Linked DNA regions of Mus musculus: region 2 is linked to region 1. The links are chromatin loops, found by intact Hi-C in ENCODE. Cell type or tissue: heart. All regions are shown on one strand. Links, peaks and the distances in the headings refer to the core of each region. The heading gives the core; the rest is flanking DNA. Region 1 holds the start of Prss56 (protease, serine 56). Region 2 overlaps Dis3l2 (DIS3 like 3'-5' exoribonuclease 2).

What was found. Hi-C counts contacts between places; a loop is a spot of excess contacts. Peaks named below come from ENCODE experiments on the same cell type or tissue, not always from the same donor. Only the 100,000 strongest peaks of a DNase experiment are listed, where the experiment ranks them.
Region 2: it touches region 1 in a loop (2.6-fold over the local background); 10 of 42 quality-filtered maps call a loop at or near these places.

The regions. Positions count from the first base shown.
Region 1 is chr1:87,181,232-87,190,655 of GRCm38, forward strand. It overlaps Prss56 (protease, serine 56), which reads left to right and starts at 2,083. Exons shown (of 13, transcript NM_027084.2): 1 at 2,083-2,367; 2 at 2,924-3,031; 3 at 3,372-3,425; 4 at 3,522-3,711; 5 at 4,093-4,192; 6 at 4,279-4,438; 7 at 4,663-4,805; 8 at 5,040-5,202; 9 at 5,344-5,523; 10 at 5,653-5,817; 11 at 5,915-5,977; 12 at 6,265-6,371; 13 at 6,714-7,174. The coding sequence starts at 2,262. The coding sequence ends at 6,989. It overlaps Chrnd (cholinergic receptor, nicotinic, delta polypeptide), which reads left to right and starts at 9,366. Exons shown (of 12, transcript NM_021600.3): 1 at 9,366-9,424. In heart, for the core only: CTCF peaks have their summits at 3,806 (motif pointing left), 4,008 and 5,998 (motif pointing left); a DNase peak (open chromatin) is centred at 3,650; H3K4me3 peaks cover 1,207 bases; H3K27ac peaks cover 648 bases; H3K27me3 peaks cover 7,137 bases.
Region 2 is chr1:87,036,548-87,046,314 of GRCm38, forward strand. Dis3l2 (DIS3 like 3'-5' exoribonuclease 2) reads left to right here. Exons shown (of 21, transcript NM_153530.2): 15 at 7,470-7,653; 16 at 8,283-8,369. Among named protein-coding and RNA genes, the nearest start is that of Gm28375, 26 kb to the right of the region's middle. In heart, for the core only: CTCF peaks have their summits at 4,754 and 5,718 (motif pointing left); DNase peaks (open chromatin) are centred at 4,764 and 5,691; H3K27ac peaks cover 300 bases.

The DNA.
Region 1 (9,424 bases), core at 1,425-9,424:
TGGGGGTTTCTTAAGCCATCCTCCTGTTCCTCTCTGCTCCTTCTCCTAAAAGAGCATGGAGATCAAGGGACATGTCACTTGTCTCTTTGTCACTGTGTATTTCCTGGCTGGCTTGAAACTCATTGTATAGACCAGGTTGGCCCCAAACTCACTATGTAGACCAGGTTGGCCCCAAACTCACCAGAATCATCCTGCCTCTGCTGATTTAAGTTTAAGTAGAAGGTAGATGGCTCATGACTGAGCCAGGATCAAATGCGTGAAACACTTCACAGTGAGGAGACTGTGGTGCAGTGAGTAACGGATCCTCTGTGACTATGTGGAGGCCTAAGTGAGGGAGGGAAGGGAGGGAGGGGGACACCCCCCCCCCTGCACACACACACACACAGAGCTCATCCAGAGCATACCTATAAAGAGGCTACATCATTGGATTCTGGGGGAGGGGGCATTGTGTCCCCTTTCACTCCTCCCATCCCTCCCACACCCCCAACCCTTCTTCCTCACCTGAACTCACAGATACCTCCTGAGAACCCACTAAGGCTTTCTAGATATATTGAAGAAACCCCCAAGGTTCCCTGCCACACCCCGTCTCTCTTCCTCCTTTCAAAGTGGAAGTACAGAGCCCAAGGGCTTGTCTCTGCCTTTGGGAGGGGTGAAGGAGACCTACGGCCCTCCATTAGGCTCCATTGAGACTCTTAAAACAAAAAGACCACCTTACCCCTGGGAATTAAAATTGCCCAGGAATCTGATCCTGGGGGAAAAGAAAGATTGCTCTGATGCCAGCCAAAGGAAGAGATTCCACATGCTCCCAACAACTTGTAGGATCCCAGGAGTCGAGACAAGGATGGGGTGGGGTGGGGTGGGGGTCTTCTCAACTTGTAGGAGCCAGATCTGAAACAGTGTGCTTTTCCATGCCCTGCCCTTTGCTGTGTGGGTGAGAGAAGGGTCTACTCCCTTCCTGCCATCAGACTGGACTCAAAGCCTGACACATGCCAAGAAGGCAGAGTGAGGACAGACAGTTCTATGCTGGCCACTCCGGCCTGGCCAGGCTTCAGCAGGCATACAGGAGCCATACCTCTCTGCTAGAAACTTGGAGAGCACATAGGATTTACCTATGATATGCAGAGATAACTCCAATCCCTAGTGTCATTGAATTGACACAACAATCTATACCTACCGTTCTCTCTACCTTCCTGGTGGTGGGAGACAGGCTACGTGCTGTGATAAGCAGTCCCTTTGAAGAGAACACATCCCCTAGCCACAGTGTGTCCCAATTCCTGTACTTAAACCCTTAACCAACATGTCCCTGCTGCCAGCACAAATCAAGGTGCCAAGGGTAGTTTTGTTTTGTTTGTACCCAAAGGCTCGGCCCTACCCCAGGTGGTGACTGGATATCAGGACAGTTGCCTGTTTATGACCTTCTCTCAAGAGTCCCTCCTGCCAGATCAGGGTCACAGCAACTGAAAACAAAGCTGGACACACTGAGTGGGCAGGGACAGGGGTCCTGCTGGATCCTGCGCTCCCCAAACTGGGCCACAGTGGGGCCTTTCATCTCCCGCTTGCTTTTGCCTCTTCCCACCCCGCTACCCCAGTGCAGCAATTATGGCGCAAATTAGAATGCTTTGATCATCTTTAGAAAGGGCCACACGGAGGAGGGACACTGCCAAGCAATTAGGGGCAGAGGGGCTGGAAGTTCAATGGCTTGCTTAGGGGGTGAGACTGCCCAGGACACCCACCCCTATCCCTAGCTCTCCTCCCTCCAAAAGTGCCTGTCCCAGCAGAGCAGTGGACTCCCCAGGGTGGCAGAAACAGATGGGGATCCCCCCTCCCAGCCCCTGCCCACCAGTCTCCCTCTGCCTGGCCCCCAGCCCAACGGTCAGTTCTCCAGCCCCATCTCAGCCCCTTTGAAGCAACCGCAGGAACAAGGGCCGCTTTCACAGAAGTGGGGAGACGCAGAGTGGGACGATGAGACTTCAAAGGTGAGGGTCCAGCCCACTACCTCATTCCCTCCCCCAGTCCTGGCTGCCCTCCCACGCACACACACCCCTCTGTCCTCTATATAGCTCCAGGGCATCGTTTCCCTGAGGGCTCCCAGGAGGTGAGGGCCAGGTGAGGTGCGGACCATTAGAAGTGAGTAGTTTAGTGTAAGACAACGGGATCAGATGGTTTGAGGGACACAAAGTCTGTGGGCAGGAAGAATCACAGGAGAGGGTAGAGTCCAGGAATAAAGAGGACAGGGTCTCCCGCCTTGGCCCCAGGTCACCATGCCGCTGGCTATGTTGTTGCTGCTGCTGCTGCTACTGTCCCCAGACTCCCAAACTGCCCATGGGCATCCACTGTACACGCGCCTGTCCCCCGGCGCCCTGCAAGGTGAGCCGGGCTGGTCCGAGGGAACCACGGGAGGTGGGAGGGGCATAGGGAAAGTGAGGTCAAGGGAGGACAAGGGAAATGAGCTTATCTCTCACACTTAGGAGGGCCTGTGGTCCTTCTGCCCACCTTCTGCTGGAAGGAGGAGCCTGGAACTGGGATATAGGAAGGGAGGGTAGACAGCCTCACCCAGGAAGCAGAGACAGCAACACTGCCAAGGGGTTCCAGAGATAACGGTGTTAGAAGACCCGGGGCAGCATGCCTTGGGCCCAAAGATGGATACCTTAACCATATTACCTGGATGTCGGTGGGCAGTGGTTTTCCTCTGAAATCTTTAAGAAAGGAGCTTTTCAGAGATTCCTTCCCAATTGTAGCACCATCTGCCCTGAGGGCTGGCCCTTGGGGCCTGACCTCTCTCCCCATCTCTACATCCCTGGTAGTCTAAGAGTTCACCACGCTTCTCTGGGACTCCCCAGACAAGGTTCAGGAAGACTTAGACTGAGTGGGGCTCTCTGCCAAGGGAATGTGACTTTGTGTCCCATGTCCCTCCCCCTCCCAGTTTTATCTGCCCAGGGGACTCAGGCATTGCAGGCTGCCCAGAGGAGTGCCCAGTGGGCCATAAAGCGCGTGTTGATGGAGATCCAGCACAGACTACATGAATGCCAAGGTTGTACCAGAAGTGCTACCCCACCCAGCAGACTCACATTGGTACAGGGGACTCCTCCTTTTGTCCATGTCCAGCCCTTATTTTTAGGTTCCATCGTCCTTGGGGTCAGATTCTTTTTGAAGGTCCAAGTGGAAGGGGTATGCCAAACTTGAGACACAGCAGGGAGGAGGGGAGAGTGTGGGCTCAGGTGGTCACAGTTCATGGCTGCTCAAATAGTTCCATGTGCTAGAAGGCGGGCCAAGTGGAGAGTGGTTGAAAGATGAGGCCCAGCCCCCCCCCCCAATAAAGCGAAAGATCCGCAAGAGGGCGCAGCGAGGCTCAAAGGATTGTTTCTCAGTAGGACCTGGACGCCCTAGACCTCAAGCCCCCCTCCTCCAGGACCCACCGGAGCCAGGTGAAACTAAAAGACTCCAAGGGCTGAAAGCGAGGTGGGCCTCAACGTGAAGATAACTAAAACTTTTGCTTCATGACGCCGTTTCTGCCATTCTAGTACAATGTGGAGAAAGACATCAAGGCGTTGCCAACACGACCCGGGCTCACGGCCGCATAGTCGGTGGCAGCACGGCTCCCTCGGGGGCCTGGCCTTGGCTAGTGAGGCTGCAACTTGGAGGGTTGCCTCTGTGCGGGGGTGTCCTGGTAGCAGCATCCTGGGTGCTCACGGCTGCACATTGCTTCGCCGGGTACGTCGTCGAGATTCCAGGCACCTGCTCAGCAGGGCCACCCAATCCGATGGGAGTCTAAGCACCCATGGGCCAAAGCAGAGCAGAGCAGGTCTCTGCTGCCCCCTAGCGGAAGCTAGCTCCCAACCTCGGGCCTTAAAATGCCGGTTGCGGGTGGGGGTGGGGGTGGGGGTGAGGGATCCCAGGGTAGGAGAACATCACACTGAATTTTCCCACTGCAGGGAATCTGCACCTTCCCGGTCTCCCTCTCTTTCCCTTGGGTCACAACAGCCACACTTACAGGCTCACTGGATGGTGTGGGTGCATGAGGGTCTGGGCCTCTGAGGGGGCCTCACGCCACCCTCTGTCCCTGATTGGTGTCACCCACTACTTGCGCTGCAGTGCCTCGAATGAGCTTCTGTGGACTGTGATGCTCGCCGAGGGGCCTCAGGGGGAGCAAGCGGAAGAAGTGCAGGTGAACCGCATCTTGCCCCACCCTAAGGTGAGAAGACACGCCCTGAGTCCTCAGAGCTGGGAATAGCATCCCAAACCCTCTTCCTTGACCTTGAACCGCCACCTGCTCTCTAGTTTGACCCGCAGACTTTTCACAATGACCTGGCCTTGGTACAGTTGTGGACGCCTGTGAGCCCAGAGGGGCCTGCGCGCCCCATTTGCCTTCCCCAGGGTTCTCGGGAGCCTCCTGCCGGCACCCCCTGCGCCATTGCAGGCTGGGGGGCTCTCTTCGAAGGTATTGCCAGTTAGGGCCTGGATAAGCTAGCTGCAAGGGGTAGTGAAGAACCAATGGGGGCGGGGCTAGGGGTGGTGGAAGTAAGCTGAAGAGGTGGGGTTTGGAGAGACTAGAATGATGCTCCATCGCATAAACCACGAGGAATTAAAGAGGGCAAGTGAGAGGGGATCTCGAGGCGCAGCCTCTGCCTTCCAAACCCAGACCCCTTACATTCTTTCCTGTAGACGGGCCTGAGTCTGAGGCAGTGAGGGAGGCCCGCGTTCCGCTGCTCAGTGCAGACACCTGTCAAAAGGTCCTGGGGCCTGGGCTGCGGCCCAGCACCATGCTCTGCGCTGGTTACCTGGCAGGGGGCATCGACTCATGCCAGGTATGAGCTAAAACTGACAGGGGGCCCTGGGTGCGTCTCTCCCCTTGGCAAGATAACCCTGTTCTCTCTGGGTCTAGCTGAAAGCTCCTACCTACCGCTAAATCTTCCTAAATAAAATGGAAACAAGTAGTAATCACAGACGCAGCCAGAGCCAATCCTTCCCTACCAGGTACTAGGCAGATATAATTCGATCGATTGTGAATGCATTGCTCTCTGTTGGCTCTGGTCCCTTAGGGTGACTCCGGGGGCCCTTTAACCTGTTCCGAGCCCGGCCCGCGCCCCAGAGAGGTCCTCTTTGGAGTCACTTCTTGGGGAGATGGCTGTGGGGAACCAGGGAAGCCTGGGGTCTACACCCGTGTGACCGTGTTCAAAGACTGGCTGCAGGAGCAGATGAGCGGTGAGCATCCCCTAGCTAATGGTACCTCGGATAGGTCTGGGCAAGCCGGTTTCCATCCCGCTACTCGGGTCTCTGTGGAGGAGCTGCGGATGAGTGACTTGTAGATCCACATACAAGGGGTGATCTGGCATCTGCTTGCAGCGGGCCCCTCCACTCGCGAGCCTAGCTGCAGAGAACTTCTAAATTGGAACGCTCGGGAAGAGGAGCCGTTCACGGACGCCCCGGGCCTCTGTGCCTTCTATGCGCGCCAGTGCCTAGGGTCCGAGAGCTCCTGTGCGCGCCTAGCGCTCCAACAGTGTCTGCAGCGCAGGCGACGGTGCGGTCAGTCCTGTTTACCCCTGCCAGGGTGGGGGAGGAGGAGTAGGGGTGGGAGGTTGGAGGGTGGGGGTGGGAGATGGGGTGCGAGCCCCACCATTCGGTGGGCCCCTTACACCTCTAAACCGCTCGCAGAGCTACGGTCACTGGCGCACACCCTGCTTGGTCTGCTGCGGGGCGCCCAGGAGCTGCTCGGCCCCCGGCCAGGATTGCGGCGTGGAGTCTCCGCGCCCGCTCGCTCCGCGCCGTCGCTCCAGGAGCTTCCCGGTCACAATCCCCGAGAACAGCGGTTATACTCAGGTATCCTGAGTGCCCCCAGCCAGGCCTAGGCCCCAGAGTCTCGGAATCATGTAACCTCTCCGAGGCGTGCCCACTAACTTCCTGTGGTCTCCTCCAGGATCGCGAATTGCGGGAACCTGGCTCCAGAAACCAAAGCCGGAGCGGCGCCCGGAAACAAAGGGTAATGTCGCCCCCTACCGGCCTGCTGGAGAGGAGCGGCCAAGAGGCTGTTTCTAGAGAGAAGCTGGGATTGTCTGCTAGAAAATTCCAAATGACAACAGAGAAAACCGGCGCTCACTCCCTCTCTTCCAGGAAAACAGATTCCTTTTTAGGGAGACATGTGGCACTAAGTCCTTGATGGTGTCAGAGGCACACAGCCTTGCATGATCACGAAACCTCTGCCAGCCTCAGTTTCCCCATCTAGAGCACACAGTTCTCTCATAGTCTGGGGATCTCCCCTTCTTGCAGGCTGCCCTGGGCTGGAGCCTCTGCAACAGAAGTTAGCGGCTATTCAGCGAGCGCATGCTTGGATCCTACAGATCCCAGCTGAGCACTTGGCCATGAACTTTCATGAGGTAGGTCCCCAGGCTGCCCAGGCTCCTTCACAGTGGCCTGTGAAAGCTGACCTGACTGGAGCTCAGTAGAAGGAAGAGACAGGGGGATCCAGCCTTTCCGGGGCGGAGTGGGGGTGAGGGTGAGCTGGAATAACAGGTGGCTATGAAGATGGGAGGTAGAGAGGTAAGAGTGGAAGGGCTCATTAGAGCATTCGCCTGATCTGGAAATTAGATGGATTTCTGGGAGATGAAGGGGCAGGGCAAGGCTCTAAGTAGCTTCCAAAGCTCCAGGAGGCAAGAGCAACCCTCAGGTCAGAAACCCTCAGGAGTGGTTTTTTGGGTCCTAACCTCCTCCCTCTGCAGGTGCTGGCAGATCTGGGCTCCAAGACACTGACAGGACTCTTCAGAGCTTGGGTGAGGGCCGGTTTGGGGGACCAGCGTGTGGTCTTCAGTGGCCTAGTGGGCTTGGAACCTTCCACACTGGCTCATAGTCTCCCCCGGCTACTAGTGCAGGCCCTGAAGGCCTTCCGCTCAGCTTCCCTGACAGAAGGAGAGCCCCAGGCACCCTGGATAGGTGCTGATCAAGGACAGAGGCTGGGAAAGGAGCGCCAGGGCCAACTCCAGCCTCCTGTTCCCTGAACCAGGCAACCCTGTGATGGTCACACTGTCCTGGGGGCTAAAGCGGTTGTGTGAGACATACAAAGTCTCTCTATTCCAGTTGATCTTGGATGTGTGGATAGAGTGGGGATCCTGGATCTCACTCATCTTCTTCAATGTGTCACCAGACACGCATGGCTGCTTTAATAAATGTTATTTATACTCTACATAAAATCTGGAGCTTTCTTGGGATGGGAAGGGGCTGGCATTAGATGGGAGTAGGGCAGGGGCCAACCTCGAAGAGCAGTTAACAGAGACCACAAAGGAGCTGGAAGGAGCCAGAAGTGGTGGCTTGTGCTCGCCGTGCTAGCATTCTGGAGACTGAAGCAGGATTGCACTGAGTTTGAATGTGAGCTACATAGTAAGCTCTAGGCTAGCCTGAGCTACAAAATAAGAGCACCCCTTACCCCCCACACACACACACACACAAAGATACGAAACCAGGGCCTGGAAGAGATAGCTCAGTGGGTAAAGTTCTTGATGCATATGGATCTGAGTTCAAGACCTCAGAACCCAGGTAAAAGCCACAGGGGCAGAGTACACCTGTAAACCACAGCCCTAGCTAAGGAGCATGGCAGTGAGGAGCAGACAGACCTCGGGCGTTCACTGGCCACTCTAGCTGCTCCAGGCGAGGTCCAGGTTCAGCGAAGAGGCCCTGTCTTGAAAAATAAGGTGGAGGAGATCAGCTGGATTTCAGCAGCAGCAGCAGCTCCAGAGCCTCAGTCCTTCTGTGGCTTTCCGTGTCCCCCTCTCCCTTTCAAAACCGTAGCTTCTGGTATGGCTACCTCAAGGTGATCGGTGACGTGCAAGTGATTTAGTACGCAAGTCAACCGCGCCAAGGGGAGCAAAGAGAGAAGCTGTGCTTCTCTGCCTGAGTGAGGACCCGGACACCATCCTGGAGCAGAGCAGAAAGATTCAGCAGGCGACATGGCCCAAACCTATGACAAGACCCTGCCAGACCAGGCTGCCACTCTGCCCTCAATGATGCAACCTATGAGACCAATGACAGCAAGAAGGATGCCCTGAGGTTCATCTCTTGGGTCTCTAAGAGAGCCCCTGCACCCTCACATATGAGCAAAATGATCAATGTCTGCTCCAAAGACACCATCAGGAAGCTGACAAGGTCCAGCATGAAGTACAAAGAGCTCAGCCACCACTGCACCTTGGCAGACAATGGTGACAGTATTGTCCTCTCCCTGGAAGCAAGCAAGCCTTTATGAGGCCACCTCCAAACTTCTGCTTAGAACAAAGAATAGGCTCAGACTTGCCAGTGCATGCTGCAGTCGGCTCCTCTCTTGTCAGACCCTATGGGCATCCCTTCACCCCATTGCTAGTCTCCCCGACATCTAGATGGCCTCCTCCCTCCATGCCTGACGGTTCTGGCTTTCTGATTCCTATTAGATAGAAGCAGATCACGGTGCCCAGGCACCTTTGAGGGTTGTATTCTCTTAAGCATACTCTTAGTGCCATCTATCCCGACCACTGACTTCTAGCCACAGTCATTACAACGGACAGGCCTGACTCTGTGTGGAAACGACCCTCCTTGCCCCAGTGGATCCCCTTTTCTTTCCCTTTGGTTTTGGCTACTCATAGATGCAGGAACGGTGAGGAGACTTCAGTTCAAATTAAAGAAAGAAAAGAAATGGGCCAGTAAGGTGGCTTAGCAAATAAAGGTACCTGCTGCCGAGCCATGTGAAAGGAAAAAAAAATTTAACTCCTTCAAGTTTCCTCTGACTTCCACACATGCCACAAACTGCGCAGAAACACACTGAGTGGATGGGTGGATGGATGGATGGATGGATGGATTTTATTTATTTACTTATTTATTTATTTATAAATCTTTGGGGTTTTTTGGAGACATGGCTTCTCTGTGTAACAACCTGGCAGTCCTGGAACTCATTCTGTAGACCAGGCTGGCCTTGAACTCAGAGATCCTTCCTCTCTTCCCAAGTGCTGGGATTAAAAGCATACACTGCCACACCCAGCTTAGAGGTAATATTTTTAAAGATGGGGGAAAAAATACACAAGTACAGGTGGAGCACTAGCAAGATGGCTCAACAGGTAACAGTTGCCTGCTGTACAAGAAGTTTCACCTCAGAACCCTCTGTAGAAAGAGAGAAGCAATTGTGACAGGTGTACACACACACACACACACACACACACACACACACACACAGAGGATTCGCCCCCCACCCTCTGCCACCCTACCCCACCAGGCCCCACCCTACCAACAATCTGTGACAATCCCTGCCTGGGATCTTTTCGTTCTGCCCTTGGCTCCTGCCCTAACTGGCAAACCCCACCCCCTCATCACCAGCTTTCAAGTATCAGATTGCGTTTCCGGCCTCTTCTTTCCAAACCCCTAAACCACCAGCACCTGTCCCCTTGCTTGCCTCATTCCACAGCCAACAGGCTGA
Region 2 (9,767 bases), core at 743-8,742, 150 kb before region 1:
AGCCCCACCCTGGCCTGGCCTCAGAGGGAACTGCAACAAGATCTCTACAGTTCCCCACCCCCAGCATCCCTCAATTTAGTACTGATCAGACCACTGACTTCCCATCACGCCCCATTCCCTTGCAGTTTTCCACCACACTACACTCAATTTGGGGCTGCTGAGAGAGCAGCAGGTCTCCTGTGAGGGTGGCTGCTGTCTTCCCACCTTGGGCTGCCCAGCTATAGAGGAGAGTCATGCTCTAGCACACAACTCCTGTGAGAGCCCAGCAGCTGCCTTCACAGCTACTGGGGAGCCCAAGGGCTCCTTAAGCCAACAGTGAGGATGTACCCATGTGGGGGAAATTTGGTTTGCCGAAGAAATGAATTTGAAACTAGCTGGGAGCAATTCTTATCAAATTTCCATGTTAGCAGTTTTCACCAAGAACTAATTGAACAATCTCTGTGAGTGGCCTAATTCCATTAGCATGAGATTCCCACAAAGTTAACAAGTGCCCTAGTGGCCAAGGGCAGAGAGGCTCTTCTGTCTCACACTTGGTTTTGGTCTTTGAAGATGGATGGAGTTTCAGGTTTCAGCAACAGCCAGGCAGATGCTCACCTCTGGCCCAGTAGGCTTCAATCTCAGCAGCTCAGCTCCAGATCAACTTCAGAAGCCACTTTGCAAGTATTCAGGGTATGAAAGGGCTGATCAGACCACTGACTTCCCATCCCAAGATGAATTTCTCTTCTGGGTTAGCAGGTAAAATGGATCTGAGGGTAGAACATCCTACAGACCTCACCTCCCTTGCCAGGCAGTATTGAGAGACCAGGTACAGAGGAGTAGAAAATATGAAGGCAAAGTCTGAGGAGCATGAGTCTGGACAGGGCCTGCCCTCAGCACCACCTCCCCACCTGAGGCAAGACCCAAAGTTAGTGCCAGCATCTCACTGTTGTCCAGAAACTGAGTTCTAGGGGCAGAAACAGCAGCCACCTGGGACCTGTTCCTGTCCTTGAGCCACAGCGAGGTAGCTGTTCCTAGTGGGTATAGTACTTTCTCTTCTCTCCACTGCCCAGTGGGCTTGACAGTTCCAGGGACGGTGCTCTGGGGTTACCCATCAGCCCTGTGGCATCATGCTAGATGAGGAGCCCAGAGAATGAAGCATCTAGCTTCTTTGTCCCTGACTAGCTATAGACTGAGCAAGGGTCCTCTCTTCTTGACAGCTGCAGCATGGTGTCAGCATTGACTGCTATGAACCAGCCTTCCTATAGGTAGCATGGTCAGGACAGAGGTTGCAGACCTACCTACAAGGCCCTTCCTTAACCTGCTCTACAATGAGACATAAGCCAGTGACTCTTCCCTTCCCCTCCTCTGGGCCTGCTGGATGGCTTCCTGCGGGCTCTCTCAGGGCATGAGCCCTTGCCTCCTAGAATACCTTCGACTTGTCTAAAACTAGTCATAAGGCCCTGGCTCCTTCCTTCTGTCACTGACTCACCAAAACTCAATGGAGCATTGCCTGCACTTGACCTATCACCCCTTCCCTGTTTTTCTAAACCAGATTCCCCAGCCCTACCACCCTGGTGGTTTGCCTCAACTTGCCAGCCTCAGGGGCCTTTTCTTACCCTTTCCTCTGCCTCTGCAGCACTTCTCACAGGGCAGCCTGCTACAGCTCCTCCATGTCCCTCTGCCTTATTCTACCACCTCTACCTTCTCTGTTCTGGCCTCCTGGGGGCCAGTGCACACGCCTTCGTCACCTGGCTCGCTCAAGCCCTCCCTTAATTGTCTCATCCCTCATCCGGTCCTACTCTGTCCCCCAGCCCCAACTATTCCCACATACTTATTTGAAACATCTTTCTTGCTCAGTAGCCTTCCAGCTCCTGAGTGGGGTCCAAGCCTGTACCCTCAATTCCTTGCCTTTCCACCTCGAGCTTTGTGTTTCATTTCTGGTTCCTTGACATCCCTTGAAATGAATCCTGCTTGTGAGTGTACCTCCCTGTGGATGGATATACCTGTGGGCGTCTTAGGAAGTATTTAGGCATTCTGATTGCCTCTGAGGCCACTGGCCCCAAGAGCACAGACTGATGCGTAGGGATATAGGACTTGGAGCAGATCACTTCCCTATTTGCACATTAAGCTCCTGCCACCCAGAAAGATAAGAACATTGTAGGGCCATAGGAGAAGTGATACCCAGGGTGGAGTGAGGCCACAGCTAGAAAAGATGAGTAAGAAATCCAACAAAGGGATTCAAAGCTAGCTCTGAAAGCTGAGGCCTACCAGCCATTGCTAGTGTAAATAACTCTGCTGCTGTGTATGAAGGAAGTAGTACTCAGTAGATAAGGAAGTAGTACTCAGGAGATAAGGAAGTAGTACTCAGTAGATTGGTTAGGGCCTGTAGAGAAAAGATCAGGAGACTTGGTGACCCCAAATTATCAGCATGCCTGGCAGTGAGTATTAGGAAGTTAGAAACACCTGAGAACTAAACAGAAAGGACAATAGTGATAGAGGGACCCAACAGTCCTACCTCCTGAACTGGAGCCTGATGCCATTGCTCCCAGGAGTCCTTCACTCTGTGCAGGTTGTTGAACATCCACTCTGGGACTAGCACATATACCACTAGGGATGGAGACGAGATACAACCTAGGACCGAGAGAGGCCATCACAGTCATGAAGGCCAGATGCTATGATGGGGACCAAGAGGATGCTAAGAGAGAGTTCCTCATGCTATCTTCCAAACTGAGTGATAGCCAAAGAAAGGACATGAGCGAGGAGCAGCCCTAGTACTCTGGGCTGTGAGAACAGTATATGAAAGGACAGAAGCCAAAAGGGCCTCAGGACTTCAGTAGAGCCAAAGTAGGATGGAGCAGGGAAGAAGAGTGATGCAGTCCAAACATACATAAAACATACCATATTGTTTAGCCAGGTAGAGGAACTGCTAGTCTTAAACAGTGGTTCCTGCTGGAAGGGACATGACCCTGTTTTGTGTGAAGGCAACACAGTAGCAGGAGATGACGACCTGGACAACAGTGATGACAGGAAGGAAAGCAAGAGATGCTTCTGGAAATCTACTCCAGATCCTAGAACTGGACCATTTGAGCAACTCTTGCATACCCTGTTGCTCTTTAAAAAGAGGAAGAAAGAAAAGAAAAAAGGAAAGGAAAGGAAAGGAAAGGAAAGGAAAGGAAAGGAAAGGAAAGGAAAGGAAAGGAAAGGAAAGGAAAGGAAAGGAAAGGAAAGGAAAGGAAGAAAGGAAGAAAGGAAGAAAGGAAGAAATGGAAAGGGAAGGAGGGGAGGGGAAGGGAGGGGAGGGGAGGGGAAGGGAAGGGAAGAGAAGAGAAGAGAAAAGGAGAAGAAGAGAAAGAGAAGAAGAGGAGAGAAGAGGAGAGGAAAGGAAAGAAAAAAAGCAATAACAGGACAGGTGCCCAGACAAGAGGAGGTCTAGCTAGGCTAGGGTAGACACACTGTAGTCTGAGTGGTACTTATTTATGGCCAGGAACTTGGTCGCTGATTTTCACTTGGTTGGCATGCCTGCCTTCCTCAGAGGCTTCTCACCTAACCACTGTCTGACCTGTCAGGATGCTGAGGTTATGTAGACTGAAAGACCCTACATAGAGAAAGACACAATCTCAAAAAATTAGGTAAATAGCAAATAATAACCACATTTGGACACAAGTAAATAAACATGGCCCAGTCTGGGTCCTCGGATGGTAGGTGCAGTGTCCAGCAGCATAAGTTGTGTTGAGCATACTCACTTCCTAAGGTAAAGAATGCCTATAATAGTAATAAATTGACAGCAGTGTAAATTTGTATCTGAACCTTTCCCTTTAAGTGGTATCAGTACCGTTCTGGGCGGAAGCTTCCTTTCTTATGACATGGAATGTGCATCTCTGGTGTGCACTTATATATAGGTTGATTATGGCTTGCCAGGACATGAAACCCTGGCTCAGCTGGTCCCTGGGATGAGAAACAGCAAACCTTCCCCCTCTTTCCCCAGGCCTTGCAGGCCCAGACAGCAGGTAGGGACTGCTTGAGAGAGGGCTGCAGAGCTTTCACCGTGATGTCCTGGCTGACAGCCTCCTGTCACAGAAGAGTCCTACCCAAGACCTCCAGAGTTGTGGGGCCCCAGTGGCTCAGGCCTCCAGATGCTCAGCAGATGCCAGACCTGGGACTGAGGCCCCATCTCTGAGGGCTTGGCTTGCTGTTCTGGAAGGTGATCCTGGCTGTCAGCCATTCTTGAGCCCCTATTTAGAGCAGTTGTCAGGCAGTTGCTGGGATTCAGCTAGCTCCCCATCCCCAGCAGGGCTGAGTGATCTCATGCCTATGCGATGCTGTCGCCTGGGGAGGAGGTGCCCTAAGACTGAAGGCAGGTGCCCAGACCAGAAGGAGAGTCTAGGCCATGGCAACCCAGACAACCCTCAGCCACTTTCCCAGTTCCATACCCTAATGTGCTCCAGCCTGGTTCATTTGCCCTGGGATAGCACAAGGCATCATTTGAGTTTGGCTGCAAACTTTATGTGAAGTTTGCCCCTTTCCCCACAAGAGAGGAAAGCTCAGATTGATAAGCTCGCTTGCCAGAGACCCCACAGCCAACCGGTTTGCACAGAACCCTCAGCCCAAAAGGCAGCTTTAGCTAACGAAACAGCAACTGGCACTCCAGGGACCCCTGGACTTTGGGCCACAATTTGTAAACTCTCGAGCTATTCTTCCCAGAAAGTTCTTGGGTTCTAAGTGGCTTTTGCCACGTCCCAGGACTGGAACAGAAGAGTCTGGTGGCCCCCTGCTGATCACTGTGAGAACTGCACAAGGGTAGACAGGTGCCAGCAAGAGGGGCCTTGGCTAGCCCCAGGTGAGAGGAGAGATCTGTGCACCCCTCCATGGGTGATTGGCCCCACAGGGAATCTTAAGTTCAGTGGAGCTCTGGCTGCTGCTGGTTTGGCCATGTCTCAGCCTGTCAGTTCTAGATCTTCTAGATCCTGGGCCTCCTGGGAGTCTGGGAGCTCCTGGGCCAGAGTATCGCTGGGTCCTTTGTGATGTGCACATGCTTGCTCCTTCCCCTTCCACTTGCAGGATGAGAGGATTTTAAGATCATTTCCTCAAACCACCCTAGGACACTAACGAGCCTTATCCGCACCCAGAAGTGGGAACTTTGTTCCGTGCATCCTCTTGGTTGGTGACAGGATTTAAGTTAATGCTTTGCTCTTGACAGACTGTTGTGAAGAATTCCTAGGCTGATGTCTTAACTCAGAGGGAGAGAGGAAGCGAAGGGCAGATGGACAGGGGGTGCAGAATGGACAGATGGACAAGGGCTACTAATGGAAATAGGAATCACAGGCACCAAGGTGCCTGAACAAGGCCAGCCTATGCAACCAGAGTCATGCCAGATTGTGATCAGAGTTAGACATGCTCTTCTTTTCTCAAGGTCTTGGGCAGCTTACAGGGCTGTGCAGATGTCCATGGAGGATAAATTGTCAGGTCATGGTCACTGGAGAAGCTGCTTGCCTGGAGTCTTCTCATGCCTGTTTCCCATAGTGGCCCCTCCTTCACCCCATCTCTCTTCTCCCACCATGAACTCATGTGGAACAAAGCAGAAGAGTTCCTGTGGACCAGGACTCTGGATCATCCCATCAAAGTCTCTGACTTATAGCTTGGAGCATGGAGAAGGGTCCCTGTCCTGAGCCATTAGCCCACCCTGCTCCTGCCTGCCTAACAGCCTTATCCTCACAGTCCTGCTGTGGGGCCCTACTGCCACCTGCCGGCTTCATTTACAAACTGCAGTCCTAGTTCAGCCTTGGGATTACAAGAGACTGTGTACTCTGGTCAACAGGATTCTGAGACTGCACAAAGAGAACAGGTCTGGAAACAGTCCTGACTTCCCATAGCAGTGTCAGAGCATTTATTTAACAGTCTGAGCAGGGACAGACAGCATCCCAGCACTGTGGAGGTTGTGACAAGGTGAAGGATTATCAGATGTGTTAGTCATTTGTGTGGTGTATGTGAAGAAAGGAAAGCACCACTGTGTCTTGGACAGTTGATATTCCTGCTTGGTATCTGGCCCAGAACACATGTTCCCTCTGCCTTTGCACCAGCCCTGTGATCAGACATTAGCATTGTCTTACTTTGGGAAGGAAGAACAGGAGATTCACCAGGGGTTCCACAACAAGAGTGTGGTAGAACCAGCATTCAAACTGTCTCAGAGGCTTGGTGGTCAGTGATGGTGATTGTCAGTACTGATAAGCACAAGAAGGGATTGGGGACTGAGATAAGGGTGTCAGCCTAAAAAGCTCTGCCTACAAACTAGTGGGTAACACAAAGGCTTTTCTTCTTGAGCTGAGTCTAGTGAGTCCATGACAGAAGCCAAGTGTGCAGAGGCCCCCATGACTGGAGCTAGGCTTGCCCAGGCCCCAATGACAGGATCGGGTGTGCACAGGTCCCCATGACAGGAGCCAGGTGTGTCCAGACCCCACCTAGTGGGCTTCATGAGCCCCTTGTAGAGAAAGCTCTGCAAATAGGCACCTAGACAGAGCAGAGGCAAGCGTCTTCACAGCAGGTCCAGTCTGGAGAAGGAACATTCTCCTATATGTCTGATTTTCCTTCTAAGAACTTGTCTAGATGACAGATCTGACCAAGCAACACTACTCAGCCTCCAGTAGAGGGATTTATCCCAGGTTTCCTCAGACACTGGCAGACTCTCAGAGCTGCCTCAGTGGGAGAAGAAGACTAAGGCTCAACATGCAGCTTGGGGTGTCTCCTCGAAGCTGAACAAGGTCTCTAATGGCTTTTGCCTTCCCAGGGAGCAAGCTTTTTCCACACAGGACATGCTGACTATAGTAGTATCAGGATGTACACACCTGAAAGACTTCATGTTCAATCCACTTATTCACCAAGGGAGCCCCAAGGGTCAGGGGAGAACCTGCCTGCCCAGGATTGAAATACAGGTAACTAACTTCAGGGCTGGTTGACTCTGTCTCCTGCTGTGCCTGGCTTCCTACCCTTGACACACTTCCTCCATCTTCCATCAGTCCCCACCTCTTCTCACTAGGGCCTTGACATATTTTCATCTTCCTATTTAGAGCTTTATCCCCATGTACTTAGTTACTTATAGTAATTCTAATTACACTGAAGTGAAGGAAAATAGAATGATAGCTCTTCTTACAAGTGAGCCCCAGAGGAAGCCCAGCAGGTCTTCTTACCAGAGATCATTACTGTGTATCATCTCTGGACCAGGCATGACCTGAGAGCATCCCCATTTAGTGAGAAATGAGACAGGAGACCACATACACATTCAGACCAAAAGAGAAAGTCATTATTGACAGGTTGACTCTAGGAAATCTGAGCATGGAGATGAAAGAGAAAGAGCAGAAGAACTAGTTTGATCAGGTCACAGAAAGGTTCTTACACTGAGAACTAAGGTATTAGAGAATCAGCTGAGCCAAGGCCTTGGGACAGGGGCAGTAGCACCTGTCTCCAGGATCCCTCTAGTTACTGTCTATCCTCCACAGGCTTGTAGAGGAGTTCATGCTCCTGGCCAACATGGCGGTGGCCCACAAGATCTTCCGCACCTTCCCTGAGCAGGCCCTGCTGCGCCGGCATCCCCCACCACAGACGAAGATGCTCAGTGACCTGGTGGAGTTCTGTGACCAGATGGGGCTGCCCATGGATGTCAGCTCTGCAGGGGCCCTAAATGTGAGTGCTAGTGGGCAGGTAATGGGAAGACCTGCTTGGAGAAAAGAGATTAAAGCCTAGAAGTTGGGCTGGTGGTGACTTGTCTGCCTCCATGTAGCCACTCCCTATGTAGCCAGGTCAGTCTCCCCTGCGGTGGAGAAGATGGCATCCACTAGGGGTAGGCTCTATTATCAGGTCTGTACCAAGGGAGACTATTCAAGGTGTAGCCACTTGCATGGCCTCTAGCAAGGACTGGACTGGTCCTTGCTGAGCCAGGGTAACAGGAAGCAAGGAATCTTTCTTAGAGGGAAGCACTTCACATGTTCCCTTCTCAGAGGTAAGCTTTATGAGGCTGCAGAACCAGTGTCCTTGCTCATCCCACCAAAAGGAGATCTCCCACCCATGTTCCAAGATGGAGGTGGGTGTGAAGTAGGCAAAGGATTCCTCTAATAAAGAGAGCTGGCCTATTGTAAGCATGGAAGATCTTAGGCCCATTGTATGACACAGACTATGGATCACAGCTCTTACACCCTGCAGGTAGTCAACATGGCCCATAGCCTGGGAACCCCTCTCTACCTTCCCCAAAATGGGATCAAGCCTGTTTCCAAGGCCAACCATATCTCATACAGGTTTCTGGGGTTTACTTCTAGAAAAGCCTGACTAAGACATTTGGAGATGACAAGTACTCTCTGGCCCGGAAGGAGGTGCTCACCAACATGTACTCCCGGCCCATGCAGGTAAGGAGGGGCCACACCAGCCCCTGATCCCAGTAGTACCCATAGCTCTGGCTGGCAAGCACCACGTGTACATAGCCCACTACTGTCTTGCTCTGCTCTGGGATCTACTGGATAGAGAGGCGCTGAGGAACACTATCTGGCAAGAAAAGCTGCAGTCACACCTGGGACAGGCGCACTGAGCTCCAGAAGAAATCTATCCTCTGTGCTGAAAAGCAGGCTCCATCCCTCAGGAGCTGTATGGCCTGTGGCTGCTAGAGACCCCAGGCAAGAGAAAAGGTCTCCATCTCTACTGTAGCTGCAGTCTGCAGGAGAATCAGTCTGCTTCGAGCTTGGGCCCATGTTCCCAAGCAAGTGACAGCTAGGAGATAGATGGGCTGGCTCCTAGCAGGCTGTCACAGCCCTCCAGCCTACACTGCAGTCTCTGCAGGGCCTAAGCATCCTTGGGATGGGAGCCATCTCAGTAGATTGGCAGGTCAATTGGAGCTACAGGTACTAATGGGGTCAGCTGTGGGCCCCAGCACTTGCCAGGGCAGTGGCAGGCCATTTTTCAAGGGTCACTCTCAACAGATTCAATCTGTTCATGAGAGTCAGGTAGCCTCAGCCAGCCACAGCTGATTTATTTCCTGATAACTCCTGGCTCTACTAGGAATGGAGCCATCAGGGCCGTTCGGGGACTTGGCTGCCTGTTCCCCACCCTACCACCTACCCTAGACAGTGCACACAAGACCCTAGGCTGTGCCCTGTGGAGTGCTGCTCCCACCAGGATTCTGATGGCAAGGACTAAGTGGCAAGTGACAGGGACAGGTCAGGGCACAGCAACAGCAGCACAACAGTGGGGAGTGAGGCCTGGTTCCCAAGAGAGCTGCTGAAACAGGACACAAGCTGTCCCAGTGGTCTCTGGCCACTACAGAGAAGCCATGATTGTTGCCCTGCCCAGAGATAGCTACACTGACCAAGGAGGAGCCTTGACCTCTTTTCCTCCTCACGCTGCCTTTCTGAGGAACTGAGCCACCACTGAAAACAAAGATAAACATGACTTACTATGAAGACTATGCCCTCTGTCCCCAGCAACTTGCCCCAGATGTAGCTCAAGATCCAGCAGGGGGCTGTGCTCTGAGTTCTAGGGCTATGTACATGGAGTAACCAGAAAAGGATGTCATTTGGCCAGGGATTCTGGAGCTTTCAAAGAAGTGAACATCCTTCTAGGCAACAGCTGCTGATTCCAAGGCTGTGATGGCTGAAGCCAGACCTCATCTAGGTTGTTCCTAGGTTGCAGCGGCTCAGTGGTTCCTTTGGCTCAGGTCTCTTAGACCTGTGGATCACCGTGGACAGTTGTTCAGGAGCAAACTGATGCAGGCTGGCAAGCTAACAAACTACCCTCTTGACTGGCATATGCTA